2 separate regions of the Mus musculus genome follow, and region 2 is linked to region 1. A link is a loop called in an ENCODE intact Hi-C map of the cell type or tissue named here. Cell type or tissue: left cerebral cortex. All regions are shown on one strand.

Region 1 (8,000 bases):
CATCTTTGTGATAATTTTCTTGCCCTAACTAGATTTCTAGAACATTCTAAGCACTCTATAAAGCATGCTAGCTGCTGCTGAACAGAACATTAAACTATGCCTTAACTTTACACATTCCTGTCTTTTCTTTCTTTTTTTCTAAGTCTGAAAATGGCAAGACCTCTCAGCTTTAGTCAGAGGTTGGTTTCAGTGGTGCTGAAGTCAAAATAATAAATGCCTGATACAGCCGTCATGTTTGTCAGGGGACTCACTCGTTTGTTTGCTTTAAGGTGCAAACCATCTGTGAGTGTCAGGTAAGCATTTTGCTGTGGATCGGCCTGGCAGTCCTGCAGAGGGTTGTCATGGAAAATAGCGCTTGCCTCTTTGATGTCTCAGGCTACACTTGGCTTTGGAGTGGCTCCTTCTTGCTAATCTAGTACAATGGACTCAGCCAGTGTGTGAACTGTGTACACACTTCTGGATCCAAGAACTGACTCAGTGCAAGGAACAGTGTAAGACACATGTGTTCAAGTTTCTGTGTATGTGTGTCCATGTTTATGGGTCCCCATGTGGGTGTTCATGTGCCTGCTTGTGGAGACCAGTGGAGAAAACTAGATCTGTGAGCGTGGGGACCCACTTTCCCCACCTCCCCAGTGCTAGGATTTCTATCTTTCTTTTTCATTCTTGCTTGCTTGTTTGCTTTCTTTCTCTCTTTCTTTCTCTCTTTCTTTCTTTCTTTCTTTCTTCCTTTCTTTCCTTCCTTCCTTCCTTCCTTCCTTCCTTCCTTCCTTCCTTCCTTCCTTCCTCTCTCTCTCTCTTTCTTACTTAGGTTTTTATATAATGTATGAGTGTCTGCATTCAGGTCGATGTACCAGGTATCTGTCTGATACCCATGGAAGCCAGAACCTGAGGGTTTCCGATTGCCTGATACTGGAATTACAGATGGTTGTGAGCCACCATATGGGTGCTGGTAACAGAACCCAGAACCTCTGCAAGAGCCCCCAGTGCTCTTAACAGCTGAGCCATCTCTCTAGCTCATGTGCAGTTTTTGATTGTTTGTTTGTTTTTTAAAGTGAGTTCTGGGAATAAAACTTAGGTTGTGGAAGTGTTTTATTGACTAAGCCATCTCCCTACCCTTCATGCTATATCTTTAATTAAAATCAAATGAAGTAAATTTAAAACAAAAACCAAAACCACCTTTTTGAACTATCTTTGCCAAACATCCTATTCAATTGTTTTATTATCAACAGTCTGGTCCCCGTTGTGTATCGGGTGTCTTAACACGCTCTAGAGTGAGGGAAACATGTTTCAGTCCTTGGGAAGCTCTGTGTCTGATGCGTAAAGAGAAGCAGCTCACAGGATTGCTCCTGCAGCAGAAACGGGTGTTGGTTACGGTAAAGAGGCTTAGAGACAGAACTGCACTTTCCTGGACAATATCTATTCGAAAGATATTTTTATTTATTTATTTGTGTATCCCTGTGTGTCTTCATGTGGGCTTGTATACCATGGCACACGCGTGGTGGTCAGGGGACAACTCGTGGGAATTGGTTCTCTCCTTCCCTCTTGCGGGTTCCAAGGACTGAACTCAGGTTGTCGGCCTTGGCAGCAAGCACCTTTACTCGCTGTGCCATTTCGTCAGCCCAATATCTATTTCTCCTATCTCTCCTTCAGTGCTTCAGTTATCTGTGAGTGTTACTATACTGGTCGTGTGTGTGTGTGTGTGTGTGTGTGTGTGTGTGTGTGTGTGTGTGTGTGAGTGTTATTCTGCACAGTGAAACAATACTCTGTCTAGAATGCTTTGTGTTCCTGTCCTCTTCCCTCCCCAGCTAAGGCTACTGCTCTGTTTCTTTTACTTTGTATTCCGGTTATTTTAGGCATCCTTTGTCTCTTCTCTGTGCACCTCTGGTTTGCTTTGCATTAGGCAGGCCCGGAAGCACGACACAGCAAGCTTTGAAAGGATCTACTCTGCCAGGCTTTGTCTGTGCTGTTCCACTGGGTGGCATTTCGTCCTTCCTGAGGTCAACAGCCTCTGCCTGTCATTTGCAGCATGAATCATACTGTCCTTGTGCTGACAATGTTCTATTTTTAATAACCTGTCCATTTTTGCCTTATTCTCAGACACACACCCACAGTTCCTGACTGAGGATGTTGTGTTTTCAACCCAGCAAACACTTCTGAGAAGCTCTGAGTTCAGGGTGCTTTTCAATGGAGTTCATGATGATTCTCTGGCCTCTTCTAATTTAATTATCGTTCTTGACTAATTTATTTATTCAGTGTCAGGAGGGGTTAGGGTAATTTGGGGTTTGAATTCAGAATTAGATGCATCCATGCATGTCCTATAGGCTTCATTAGCCATTTCCCCGCCTCTAGCCCCAGCCCAAAGCAAGGCTGTGCTGGTTAGGCATTGTTCCCCAATTACCATTTATCCACACATACATTTAAGCCATGTAAAAAGAGAAGGCTGAAGGAAGAAAAGGAACAGAGGGTCTGAGCCTGCAAGAAGAACTGGGAACAACCGCTGTGCAGGCTGGGAAACGCTGAGCAGGAGGATGGATGCCAACGGTCCTGTGGCTGAAGCCTCTGCAACAGCAGCAGCCTGGGATGTGTTCTCTGGCCGCTAGCCAAGCTCCGGAGGCAAAAAGCTTCGTAAATTAGTTTTGATCACTGCCTGGCATTTCCCATTTTCAGCTTATAGAGAGGCCACCATGTAATTTGTATATCTTCTCCTTGAAGAATTACTTTTGACATTCGCATTAAATATTGTGCCATGTGATAACTTATTTAGCCACCTTATAATGTGTGCTGCAATTAATTCTATTTAATTGGGTTCTTTGTTTATCTTTCTGCTTCTGTCATGACTTCCCCTTCCTTAAGTTCTTTCTTCTTCTAAGTTAGTTTTAATTATGTGAGGACTACTTGAAGGCTCAACTTCTTATCAAACCCAGGTTGATCTGAGTTATCTTTCTCCCTCCAGGGAAGTACAGAGGTAGCCACCCCTGAGTGTGTGTATGTGTGTGTGTGTGTGTGTGCATGTGTGCACATGTGTGTGCATCAAGTGTTTGGGTCATTGTACACACGTGCATGTGTCCAGTGCAGAGGCCAGAGGTTGACCCCCAAGTTTGTTTTTTATTGTTGTGGTAAAAAACCATAACCAAAAGCAACTTGAAAAGGAAAGGTTTATTCAGCTTACATATCCCTGTGGCAGTACATTATCTGAGGGGAACCAAACTCTAGGGGCAGGACCCGAAGCAGAGACTATGAAAGAACCCTTTCTCACTGGCTTGGTCCTCATGGCTTGCTTACCCTGCTCCCTTACATCACTCAGGGCTACCCCAGGGGCCTTCCCACATTTCCCCCACATCGTCCCACATCTTGATTACATCAGTAATCAAGGAGATGCTCCACTGAGTCACCTACAGGCCAGTCTGATAGGAACTTTTTCTCATTTTCTCCCTCTTCTCAGATAACTCTAGCTGTGTCAAGTAGACAAAAACTAGCTAACTAATTAACTAACGAATGAGAATATTGACATCAGATGTCTTCCTGGCTCAACTGCACATCACTCAATTTATTTAGACAGGATCCTTCACTGAATGGAGAATTCATCAATTCAGTGTGGCAGCCTGGTCAGCAAATCCTGCTTGCTAAGATGACCGTCATTCATAGCCACACAGGCTTTTTAAGTTGGAGGATTGAACTTCTGACCTCACATCAATAGATCCAGGTATCCTGGCTGTGTCCTGTTTATCTACGTGTCTGCTACCTATTAATGACTTATCATTTGCTTTTTAGAAGGCTTATTTTTATTTTATATGTGTTTTGCCTACAATATATGTCTGTGTACCTTCTGTATGCAGTGCCCAAGAAGGCCAGAAGAGGGCATCAGTTCCCCTTAAACCAGAGTTATTGTGGCTGTAAGCCACCATGTGAGTGCTGGGAATGGAAGCCAGGTACTCTGGAAGAACAAACTGTGCTCTAAACCACCAAGCCATTTCTCCAGATCCCATCTAGCCTTCATCTTAAAAGTACAGTATTAAAAAAATTGTCACATGGTACAACTTGATTTTCCTCCATCCCCCTAGTAATATAATAATACATCTTTGATCTAGCTGTGTGTCTATTTTTAAATCTGGCCTAAAGGTCCTCAGAATAGATACATGGCGGACGTTACTATTGTTTGATTGCTTTGGCATCGTCAGGTGAGGTCAGGGCTATATGAGTTGCTCTGGTCAGTGGCTGCTGTCAAGGACATTGCAGGATATCCCTCCCACCAACCTCTCTGGGCACCTACTTAGACACTGAGCAGAGAACCGGTCCCCGTGTGGTTATCTCCGGGGACCAGAGCCTCCCTGGGCATAGAGTGGCCACACATTGCCCTTCAGCACTTCAAATATGAGTGTGGTGAGTCATTTTAGCTTTATTCAATTTTTTAAAATCTTAAATGCTAGGGTTGAGGGGAGGAACCCTTAGATTTTGTTTGTGGGGATGAAAATCAGCCCAGCCTCTATGGCCACCCCCACAGAGGAGCGTGAACAATGTTGAAAAGGCCAACAGATAGTTTCCTGTAGAATAAAAGAACGTATCAAAGTTAAATTAATTAAAGAGGTGAAACATCAGTACATTTTTAGCTGAACCGTGTCATTAAGATGCTGCTAATGGCCATTAGTGTTAATTAGCCACAGCTCGACAGAATGTAGAATCACCAGGGAGATGAGCCACTGGTCACCACTGTGGCGGGATCACCTTGATTACTGATAATGGGAAGCGCATCTTAGCTGTGGGTGGGGCCATTGCCGGGACAAGGGATCCTTTGCTGATGATAGGGTGACCTTATGCTTTGATCCCTAGTGTGGCTTTCATCACTGTCTTCTAACTGTGGACATAACTTGCCCAGCTGCCTTAACTTCCCATGGCCACGACTTCCACCCTGACGGACCACGAACTGTGAGCCGAAAGCACTCCTTTCTCCCTTAAATGGCTTTTTTTCCCCACCTGATTTTTGTTTCTTTTTTTGTTTTGTTTTGTTTTAAAATCACAGCAACAGAAAAGAAACCAAGACACCGCCCAGTTAAAGTTGGATATAGTCACTGTAAATGCCTTCCAAATTTATCAAGAAGCGCTGCCAACTCACAATTGTGGAAGGGATTGTTGTGATCTTTTACATTTGGCATTGAAGAGTTTTCGGCTAGCTATGAGAATTTTGTTCCTGCCATGCCAGATGGCGCTCCAGAAATGCAGACTCATCGGGATCTCCAAACCGGAGGAGAAGTGATGTTTCCCTCTATTGCTTCGTTCCACCGTATGAGACAGACTCAAAATATCTGCGCAGCGGGCGTTCAGGAGCAGACTCGCAAGTGTCATGGACAAGTTGCTAAAATGTCTCAGTGTTGTATGTACAGTGCAGTGAATCACCACCAGTGTGTGGAACCTGTGAAAGATTCAAGGCTGTGAACACGGGGAGGCTGGGGCTATGCCAACGTTTGTTGCCTAAATTGTGCATGACTTCACAAAGACTCACAAGACCGTCGGTCCCAATTCAAACAAAACTACGTGCTTTGCCAGGAACTTGGTAGTCAAAGACAGAAAGTGACGGTGATCTCTGTTTTGTTTTTTTCACCATTACATCATCATCACAGTGTATATGAAGATAAACCTGAAGTTCACAGGGAAAGAAAAACACACTTTTGCCCTATCTAGGAAGGAATTGGAATTTATATTATAATCTAACTTTTCATGATGCTAACCTGTAACTACGATTTTATGCACTTTCAAACACAGATCCAGGGCTGAAGAGATGGCTCAGTGGTTAAGAGCACTAGTTACTCTTCCTGATGACCCAGACTCCCAGAACCCACAGGCAGCTCATGATTGTCTGTAACAGGTCTGGGGATCCCATACCCTCTTTTTTCCTCCACAGACACCATACAGTCAGACATGAGGACAAAATGCCCATATACCTAAAATAGATAAATAAATCTTTTTAAAAATGAAGCTAAATACAAAATATTTTCAGTGGTAGTCACTAACACTATGTTAATTTCCTGCAAAAGCTACAAGAAAAATTTGAAGAATGTACTGCTGGTAGTTACACACTTTGAGTTATTTTTCAGTGTATATAGCTGCCTTTGCTCCCCAAACTCACAATTCAGAGACAGTGGCTTGACACCGTTTGGTCAAAAACAGTTTTAAAGCCACTGAAATGGACAAGCTTCTGATTCAATGCCAAACAATTGTGACAAAGATCGCTATGGAGGGAATGCATATTAGAGGATAAAAGTTCTGGGCTTTTTGTGGGACTCCTAACAATGGGAGCAGGAGCTGCCTCTGATGCTGTTGCCTGCCTTTGGGACCCTTTCCTCCTACTGGATTGCCTTGTCTAGCCTCAATAGGAGAGGAGGTACCTAGTCTTACTGCAACTTCATATGCCATGGCTGGTTGATATCCATGGGAGGCCTGACCTTTACTGAAGAGAAAGAGAAGAGTGGAAGTGGGGAGGGAGGACCTGGGAAGAGAAGAGGAAGGGGGAAACTATGGTGTGGATGTAAAATAAATAAATAATAAAATATTTTAAAAACAAAAGTAAAAGCTCACTGGGTATTTAAATCACCAATGGGAAGATGTGACCATACATCTAGAACAACGGGGGTGTGTGATACCTCTTCAACTGAGAATATAAGTGTAGATAATTCTACATCTACAGCAGGAGCAGAACACACCTATGTTAGATAATACATAATACATCTAATGGAAATTGAGCATCAAGAGTTGAACTGTGCTTTAAGAGCTAAAAAAAAAAAAAAAAAATTAAAAACAAAACAACCCCTGGGTTTCAAGGGCTTAAAAAGAACATACCACTGTATAATGTTTATATTGGTCACATGTTGACATGGAATTTTAAAAGTACTGGATTCAAAACAATGTTAAATTAAGGGCTGGAGCACTGACTGCTCTTCCGAAGGTCCTGAGTTCAAATCCCAGTAACCACATGGTGGCTCGCAACCATCTGTAACGAGATCTGACGCCCTCTTCTGGTGTGTCTGAAGACAGCTACAGTGTACTTACATATAATAACAAATAAATCTTTGGGCCAGAGTGAGCAGAGGTCCTGAGTTCAATTCCCAGCAACCACATGATGGCTCACAACCATCTGTACAGCTACAGTGTACTCATATACATAAAATAAAGAAATCTTTTTTTAAAATGTTCAATTAGTTTCATGTGTTTCTATCTTTAAATGAAGACACAGGTATCAAAACACTTGAAAATTCCATGTGCAGGGCTGAGGCTGTGACTCAGTGGTACACCAACATGCTGAAGGTGCTGGGCTGGCCCCTATCACTGCTAAACACATACATACACACATATGACAGACAGACATAAAATGGCTTGTGTTTTTATTTTATTCTACAGTGTAAAGCTAGAATCACTTCCCTTGTTTTGGACACCTTGTCTCCTGGGAGAATCATCTCCTGAGAGAAGTTCTAACAAAAGCTCATTGTAAGGCTCCTGACTTCTGTCCCTAAACTGAAGGATCTGTCTAGATTCGCGCATCTGGCCATGGACCTGGGCCACTGTATACTGACTCCTGGGACTATGACTCGGCAGTAAGTAGAGCCAAGACAGTGGTATCCGGAGTCTAACTGAACAGTCCCGCCACTGATGGGGTGGAGAGTGGAGACGTGTAGCCAAGCCCCAAAGCCCAGTGAGACAGAAAAGCCTCCACAGGGAACAGAATGATAGAGGCTGGAAGACAGGGCACATCGAAAAGGGAAAGACCCTGTTGTGGAGGATGAATTCCTGGGAAAGGGAAGCTACAGTTGAGAATGAATGGTGGGGAGCAGGGATACCCAAGGCGGACGGACAGAGATGCAGGGACAGACACGACACGAGGGTTGTATGCCTTCCCTGATCAGCAGTGCTGAGAAAACATCCTCTTGAGTTTGGGAGTGAGAACCTGGGTTAATTAATGAAAAAGACTCTCAGGGCTACTGTTGTCATGGCAACCATGAAAGGACTAGTGG
Region 2 (8,000 bases), 80 kb before region 1:
TGCTAAAAGACCTGTCAACAAGCTAGACAACAGTTACTTATTTTAGGGGAAAGTCAGTCATTTTGTTTTATTTTGTTTTTTTAAGACAGGGTTTCTGTGTGCAGCCCTGGCTGTCCTCGAACTAGCTCTGTAGACCAGGTTGGCCTTGAACACAGAGAATCACCTGCCTCTGCCTCCCGAGTGCTGATATTTAAAGGAGTTCAATAACACCACCTAGCTATAATGTTGAAAATCAGATTATAGAAAAAACATAATACTTAGAACTTAGCTCTGTGAAGTGTTAGAAGTACCTTGTTATGCTAAGAAATCTCATGAAGCCTGAGACTCAGCATAGGAATTAACTTGTAAGGCCCTCCCTCCAAACCCTACAGATCTCTTTCAAAGAAAGAATAACTCCAAGTCATAGAAATTATGACATCATGAAAACCAGAAGCATACAGTGATACTTTTCTAGGCTTTGGATGACGGTGTTGGGGGTTGAGAAAGCAGTTTTATGATGTTCTAGAAGAGTGGTTTTCAACCTCCCTAGTATTATGACCCTTATGTTGTGGTAATCCCCAACTATAAAATTATTTTCATTGCTTTTTTATAACTAATTTTGCTAGTTATGAATCATCATGTAAGTCTGTGTGCTGTGTTTTCCGATGGCCACAGATGACCCCACTGAAAGAGTCATTTGATCCCTAAACGGGTTTGAGACCAACTGTTCTAGAACAATGGCCAGCCTCACCCAGTATTCTGATGAACACTGACCTAACACGGTGAAGGAATGAATATGATAGAAATCCAGCACTCATTACAATTGATGAGGAGGAAATGGAAGTGGCAGACTTTTGCTTCTTAAAGCAGGCTTCTGTAGGCTGGTCCAAGAATGCAGTATAATTAAATTATTATGAGAATTTCCAAGTGGGCCCAGTATTTTAATAGTAATTACCTCGACTGGCCCAAATTGTAGCCAATAGTCATACTATAATTTCTGGTCACCGAACTGAGGCCAGTTTAAATGGAGATCTGAAAAATATATACCAGATTTCTAATATTGAGTATTTTTCAAAGAATAAAAACTACTTCATTAATACTATTTTGTATGGATTGTGTGTTAAAACAGCAATATTTGGGGCTAGAGAGATGGCTCAGCAGTTAAATTCCTAAGTTCAATTCCTAACAACATGATGGCTCATAATCATCAGTAATGGGATCCTATGCCATCTTCTGGTGTTATGAGAGTGACAAAGTATTCACATACATAAAATAAATATTTTTAAAAGAAAATACAGCAATATTTGGCCTCTACTAAATTACATAAATATTAAAAATCGTCCTTAATGTCTTCTTTTGTTTCTGAAGCAGGACCTCACTATGTAGGCTGGCTGCTCCTGTACTAACTGAGATGAAACTATCGTGCTCATATTTCAGAGCTATTGTAAGGATTAAATAATAAAACATGACAAATTGGGGTATGAGGAGAATATAGACTATTAAAAGTCAGGTGTCCTACGTAAGACAATTACAGAGTTCTAGCAAATCAAGCATAGAAGTAAACAGTTGGTATCTCAAATATTTTAATATTTAACATTTTTTCACCTTCAAACAATCTTTAAAACAATTCTACAAGTGGAGATGTCAGATAATAGCAGACAGGACAAAGGGTGTTTCACTCCTAACAGTTCTGCAGTACCTGCCCTACCTCTGTAAGTGTCTATGCAAGTTTTTAGAGTTCAAGTTCTGAATCCCAGCTTTATTTTTGACAATGTGTGACCTTTGTCAAATTAGTTAACTTTTCTAAATTAGGTAACTTCCTTCCTCATCTGCAAAATGTGGTCAAGTATAGCCCTGTAAGCTCAGGACCCCAGCTGGCTCAGAGGAAGGCAGAGAAGAGTGGGGAGCGGTCAGCAGGTCATGTGTTCCCACTGCTCTCGGCTCTATCTCACATGTGGAAACGAGCTGCTCCTCATGCTCGGCTGTCTTCCTCCTTCCTGACTGACCCTACAACGCCTTCCGGATATTATAATACGGTGGTTCGAATGACTCCTACAGGCTCTAACGTTCAAATAGCTGGTCCTAGTTGGTTGATGGGAAGGATTAGGAGGTGGGACCTTGGAGGAAGTGTATCTTAGGTATGAGCTTTAAGGTTTCAAAAGCCCACACCAGTCACAGTTAACTCTCTGTGCCTCATGCTTGATCAAAATGTAAGCTCTCAGCTATTGCCCCAATGCCATGCCTGACTCTAGGCTACAATTCTTCCCACCATGGTGGTCATCTGGAACTGTGAGCTCCAATAAACCCTTCTACAAGTTGCCTTTGTCAGTGTCTCTTCACATAGAAAAGTAACTAAGACACAAGGAATAAAGAATTAATTTAGTTCAACTCACTTATTTAAACTGAGATAACAACTATACAAAAGTCTTTCCTTTGAGTTAGCAAATGGTACCTAGTCTAGAACCCTGGTCTGGTGAATGCTAAGGGAAGAGGAAGGTGTGTGGGAGGAGAGAGCTGTAAGAAGATCATCTCACTGCCCTGGATAATCACCTCCTCAGTTGCCCATGTTTCAGAAAAACGCTCTGATAAGACTCAGATCTAAGGGAGGGAAGAAGTCAGAACATTTCTTTTTTTTTTTTAAAGTTATTTTCTTTTCTTTTTTTTTAAATATTTATTTATTTACTATATGTAAGTACACGGTAGCTGTCCTCAGACACTCCAGAAGAGGGCGTCAGATCTCGTTATGGATGGTTGTGAGCCACCATGTGGTTGCTGGGATTTGAACTCCTGACCTTCGGAAGAGCAGTCGGGTGCTCTGACCCACTGAGCCATCTCACCAGCCCGTCAGAACATTTCTACAGCCCAAATCTCTCAGGCTTTAGTAACTTACATCCATAAAAACCTTTCAATTCAAACAATAACAGCAACACCTAAACTAGCATGACTGTTGAAATCTATCTTAACAGAAAATTCCAGTTTGTATCATGGCTGTGCCAACACTTCACTACCACATACTTTCTAGGTACTACGTCACATGGTTAAGTGAAAGATGGTCTACGTCATCCTCATAATTAACCTATTTCTCAACCTCCCTGGTCTTTACTGCTCCTCCCTTAAGATCCCTTTTGAAAGTTTTCTCATGGGCTGGAGAGATGGCTCAACAATTAAGAGCATTGACTGATCTTCCAGAGGTCCTGAGTTCAATTCCCAGCAACCACATGGTGGCAAACAACCATCTGTAGTGGGATTCAATGCCCTCTTCTAGTATGTCCGAAGATAGCTACAGTATTTATTTATATACATTTTTTTAAAAAATCTTTAAAAAGAAAGTTTTCTTACAAAACTGGAACCTGAGGGGAAATTCCTGCTAATCTCCCCTCTCCCCTCTCTCAGGTTGAAGCTATATGTCTGTGCTCTATCAAACTATTTTTTTAGGTCTAAGAACAGAAGATTCTTCATCATATAAAAAGTATTGCACATACATGGCCAGCTTATTAGGATAAGGTTTTTAGAACAGAAAAATGTTTAAAATGAAGTTATTACCTCACTATCATAATCATTTACTAGGGTGGAAAATACTATTTTTTTAAAAAGTACCTAATTTTTATATAAAATTTCTTAGAGAAAGACTAAATATTTGAACAGATGCTTAAATAGCAAAATAAAGACCTGTTATTGTTAAACTACTGCAATGAGTTTTGATGATGCCTAAGACGCTATCAAGAGGGAGAGGCACAGGAACCTGGTTCAGTGCAGAGCTAGCTTATTAGCATGCTCAACACTCTGAGTTTAATATCTAGCATTTAAACAAATCAATTGTGTTATTTGGTTTTTTATTTGAAGCAGAAAATAGCTCATGGCATAAAGTTAGATTTCAAAAGCACACGTGCTGATAGGGAGTTAAGTCTACATGTTTTCTATATTCGTAGCATGAGAACCTACACTTTATATCACATTATAAAATGTTCCTTATGAATGATTTCGCAATTTAAAAGTTCCCCTATATATGGTAAAAAATAAAGAAGTGTGAGATAACACTGTGCATGGAAAACAGAGTGCTGAGGTAGAGCTGTGAATAGACACCCAATGAGAGAATGAGGTTTCAACTTTACTTCTGAATCTGCTGCCATGATGAAAGCAACATCAGCCTTTACACTGAACACAAAGAGACCAGCACAGATAGCTGCTCACATCTTCAGAAGGGCAAGTGCACCGTCCATACACAGACAGAGCAGGCGGGTTGTGATGAACTTACGCTCAAACTCTCATGTAAATGGTCCTGCCCACCTGACTCATGTCTCCTAGAGTGGATATACTTGCTGGCTCCTACAGAAAACAAAAGAAAGCTCCACAAACCTTGTCTTAACAGTTTGTGACTCATGGTCTTTCATATGGGCCAATCTGTGAGTTTTCTTTTTTTACGGAACTATTTGGTAGCAGTGTATGGAAATACCAGCTGTCCTTATTTTGCCAACAGGTTGCATTCAAATTCAATTATAAGCTGGTTTTCTACAATTTGGAGAAGCTGTATTTACACTGTCAGTCTGGACAATTAAATTTAACAATTATTAAGGGTTTTTAACATCCTTTAGACTGTTTAGTGGATTGACAGGATACATAGCAATACCGTAGCCATGTGGAAGATCTGGAAAAAGCAAGCCGTTTTTCTTTCAACACCTGGTGGGTGGTTCTTGTGGGCTATGATGAGACTGAGCCTGGAGCCACTAACGGAGGCAGGGAAGGAGTGGGAAAAAATGAAAAGCTGTCCCTGCAGATCTGACAAAGACAAATAACAAGCAGACACCGGTCATGCACTCCATGTAGACGTATGTATACATAAGGAGGCACCTTACTGACTTGGTGATTTAAACAGTTGACTGTGAAGGAGGCGAAGAACAACTTTCACAACTGAGTTGTTATTTCTATATTTCTATATTTCTATATGCTGACTTAAAATTCTTCTAAGCATCTTCCTTTTGCAGAGTCTCCTCAAAGTCCAAACACATATTCTTAAATATTACCTTAGGCTCTTTCCCAGATATGCTGTACTATAACTTACAAGCTAAATCTTGAACTCCTTAGGACCAACAAGCCCTAAGGCAATGTACTGGCTGGTTTTATGTGTCAACTTGACACAGGCTGGAGTTATCACTAAGAAAGGAGCCTCCCTTGAGGAAATGCCTCCATGAGATCCAGCTGTAAGGCATCTTCTCAATTAGTGATCAAGGTTGGGAGGACCCATTGTGGGAGGTGCCATCCCTGAGCTGGTAGTCTTAGGTTCTATAAGAAAGCAAGCTGAGCAAGCCAGGAGAAGCAAGCCAGTAAGCAACATCCCTCCATGGCCTTTGCATCAGCTTCTGCTTCTTGACCTGCTTAAGTTCCAGTCCTGACTTCCTTTGATGATAAACAGCAATGTGGAAGTGTAAGCTCCCCAACTTGCTTCTTGGTCACGATGTTTGTACAGGAATAGAAAACACTAGCCAAACCAGATTCTACATTAAGCACACCAACTAGCCTTCTCACCAGTCTCTAGTTTATGGGCAAATAGCACCACGGCCCAAGAGTACAGTAAGTTTTTCCCAACCTTAACTTGAGGACACAACTCTTTCATTATTACCAAAAAAAGATGGACCAAACTGCAAAGACCATCCAACATAAAAAAGCCTCTGGAGTCTCAAGGCATCAGCCAACACTAGACTCTATACTAGAGCCCTAGCCAAACACCTATAATGCAGACCTATGTATTTCTTCCAGGTTCCCCTAAGGGTGGCCAGATTGGACTGACAGGTGACAGTGTCACCTACTATCTCTCCTTACAGTCAGTTCTCCAAATGGCTCTGTACTCTATTACTTCTCCCAAGGTGCACGAAGTTTAGCACACCCAGAACTAATTAACTTATCACTTCTTTTTCTGTACTCTCGAAGCAAAGTAACAGCTCCCAAATATATTTAATCACTCAATGGAATCTGAAAGTCAAGCTAGGATGATCTATCTTCATAGCTACTAAATAAGCAAATTCTAGGGTCAACAGTCCCTGAAATCAGTACTTCACTCTCTCCCATCTAATGCAACGGTTTCCTGAGGGAAATACAAACACTCAAAGTCTCAAGAAGAGACCTACCCACTAGATCACTAACTGCCTCACAGCTATCTCCTGATACCCCTCCCCACACCCCACCCCCAAAGCCTCAACATTTTAATATATATAGGCTACAAATTCCTAGTTCTGAATGCCTGGGGTACTTCCTGCTCCTTAATCACCTGACTCATTTCTATTCTGAAAAAATGTCCTATCCTTCTCATCTCAGGCTCCATCTCAGGCTAAAGTATCTTCTTCCTCTGTGCTTCACAGCTTCCCATAGCAACATGCTTCATGCATTCTGCCTTTTGGGTCTGGGCTGAATGATGGGCACGATGCCTTACCTAAGATACATATTTAAAGAGCACAGCAGTACTTTTTCACTAAAATACACAGTGGTTTATTGGATCTTTTGGAACATTTTAAGGTCCTTGAGAATTTGACAGAGAAGACTGAGTGGCAGGTATGTGGTCATTGGCCTTTGCATGCTTGCTGTGGCTCTAGTTTCTTATCCTGTAGTCTACACAGAGTCTTTTCTAATAAACACCTTAGGGCTCGCTTTAAAGTGACTTCATTTAAAGTGAAAATTTAGAAACTCAGCACAGGCATTAAATTAAAGGGAACTTTTATTCTTTTCGTGTCAAAACTTGTTTAAATACGATTTGCTTAAATATAGTTTATTTCCTACTTTGCACATGTATTTTATTACCTCATTTAACTCAACACTTGTTTTATAAAAAGTAAAGAAACTGATGCCCAAGAAGGCTAAATAAAATTGATGGTCACGTCATCTTAAGGTTGTGTGAACAAGTAAGGCATTAAAACCCTCTCTATCTTCATAGCCATTAAGCTTCTGTGTTCTCCCCACTTATAAAATCATAATGAAATACATAAGAATCACTAATTGAAAGATAAACCCCATGAGATGTACTTACCTTTGAAAAACTCAGTATGGGCAAGATTATGCATTGAATTACATATTTAGCAAACATATATGCACATTCAAAGACATTAAATATTAAAATGACTCTTCAATGAAGTTAACAAACTTAATTGAGATGCTTTAACAAAGTCATAATTTCCTTGTATTCTATGTTCAAACTGCTTAACAAAGTTTATCATATACTACCTTCTTTTGAGCAGCTTCCTTCTTTTTCTTGTCGTCTTTTTTCTTTTTCTTTTCTTCCATCAACTGTTCTTCTTCTTGCACTAAATCCCTGAACCACACAGTTGCAATTAACTTTCCCAAAATGGATTTAGAAATAAAAATAAAGTTGCATATTCATTTTCACTTTTGAAAGAGCAGCTCTGTCTTTATTCAACACAACTTGCAACCTAGCCACACAGCTATCATGTAGTACAACTAACTGCCTTTTAATTAACAGAGCTTCCCTTTGCAGGTAAGAGCTTTCATCTTATGTCATATCATGTAAGGCAATGAAAAACTGGTAGTTTTACATGAAAAGCTGCAGGTTCCTTCCAATTCTAGAATGTAAATACATGGTAAGTTGTGGTCACTTTGCTAAGGGGCCCAATGGTCACATAGCAGCAAATGCTGATGGACTGCTATACTTCTGTGCCCCTGCCCCCCCCCACTCATGTGTGCATGTGCACACAGTTTATGATACTGGATCAAACCCAGAGATCTGCACTTTAGTCAAGAAATTCATCACTGAACTATATACTATATACCCAGCCATAGATACTTTTTGAGTACAAATTAATCATAAATAGGTAATATTATTTCAGAATCATAATAATCTCAACCTATTCTTTCTTTGCAATGTTATAAGTTATAATGCATGTTATAAGTTTATTTAAATTTTTGAAATATCAAAGTTGCCAACAGAAAGAACGGCTTGTCAGGATTAGGTCAACTACCTCCTCTTTCTCCCTCTACCTCCTGAAATTCAGGGAGAAAGCAACAAGTATTCAAAACTA

Evidence for each region. A loop is a pair of places that touch in the nucleus more often than their neighbours do. Peaks named below come from ENCODE experiments on the same cell type or tissue, not always from the same donor. Only the 100,000 strongest peaks of a DNase experiment are listed, where the experiment ranks them.
Region 2: a loop joins it to region 1, with 10 times the contacts of the local background. A loop is called at or near these places in 3 of 42 quality-filtered maps.

Annotation. Positions count from the first base shown.
Region 1 is chr7:123,063,447-123,071,446 of GRCm38, reverse strand. It overlaps a transcript of Tnrc6a not described here. Among named protein-coding and RNA genes, the nearest start is that of Gm39084, 31 kb to the left of the region's middle. In left cerebral cortex, CTCF peaks have their summits at 3,844 (motif pointing right) and 5,348; DNase peaks (open chromatin) are centred at 2,019, 2,549 and 5,303.
Region 2 is chr7:123,143,026-123,151,025 of GRCm38, reverse strand. Tnrc6a (trinucleotide repeat containing 6a) reads right to left here. Exons shown (of 24, transcript NM_144925.3): 3 at 7,189-7,276. Among named protein-coding and RNA genes, the nearest start is that of Tnrc6a, 23 kb to the right of the region's middle. In left cerebral cortex, a CTCF peak has its summit at 2,693 (motif pointing right); DNase peaks (open chromatin) are centred at 4,350 and 4,660.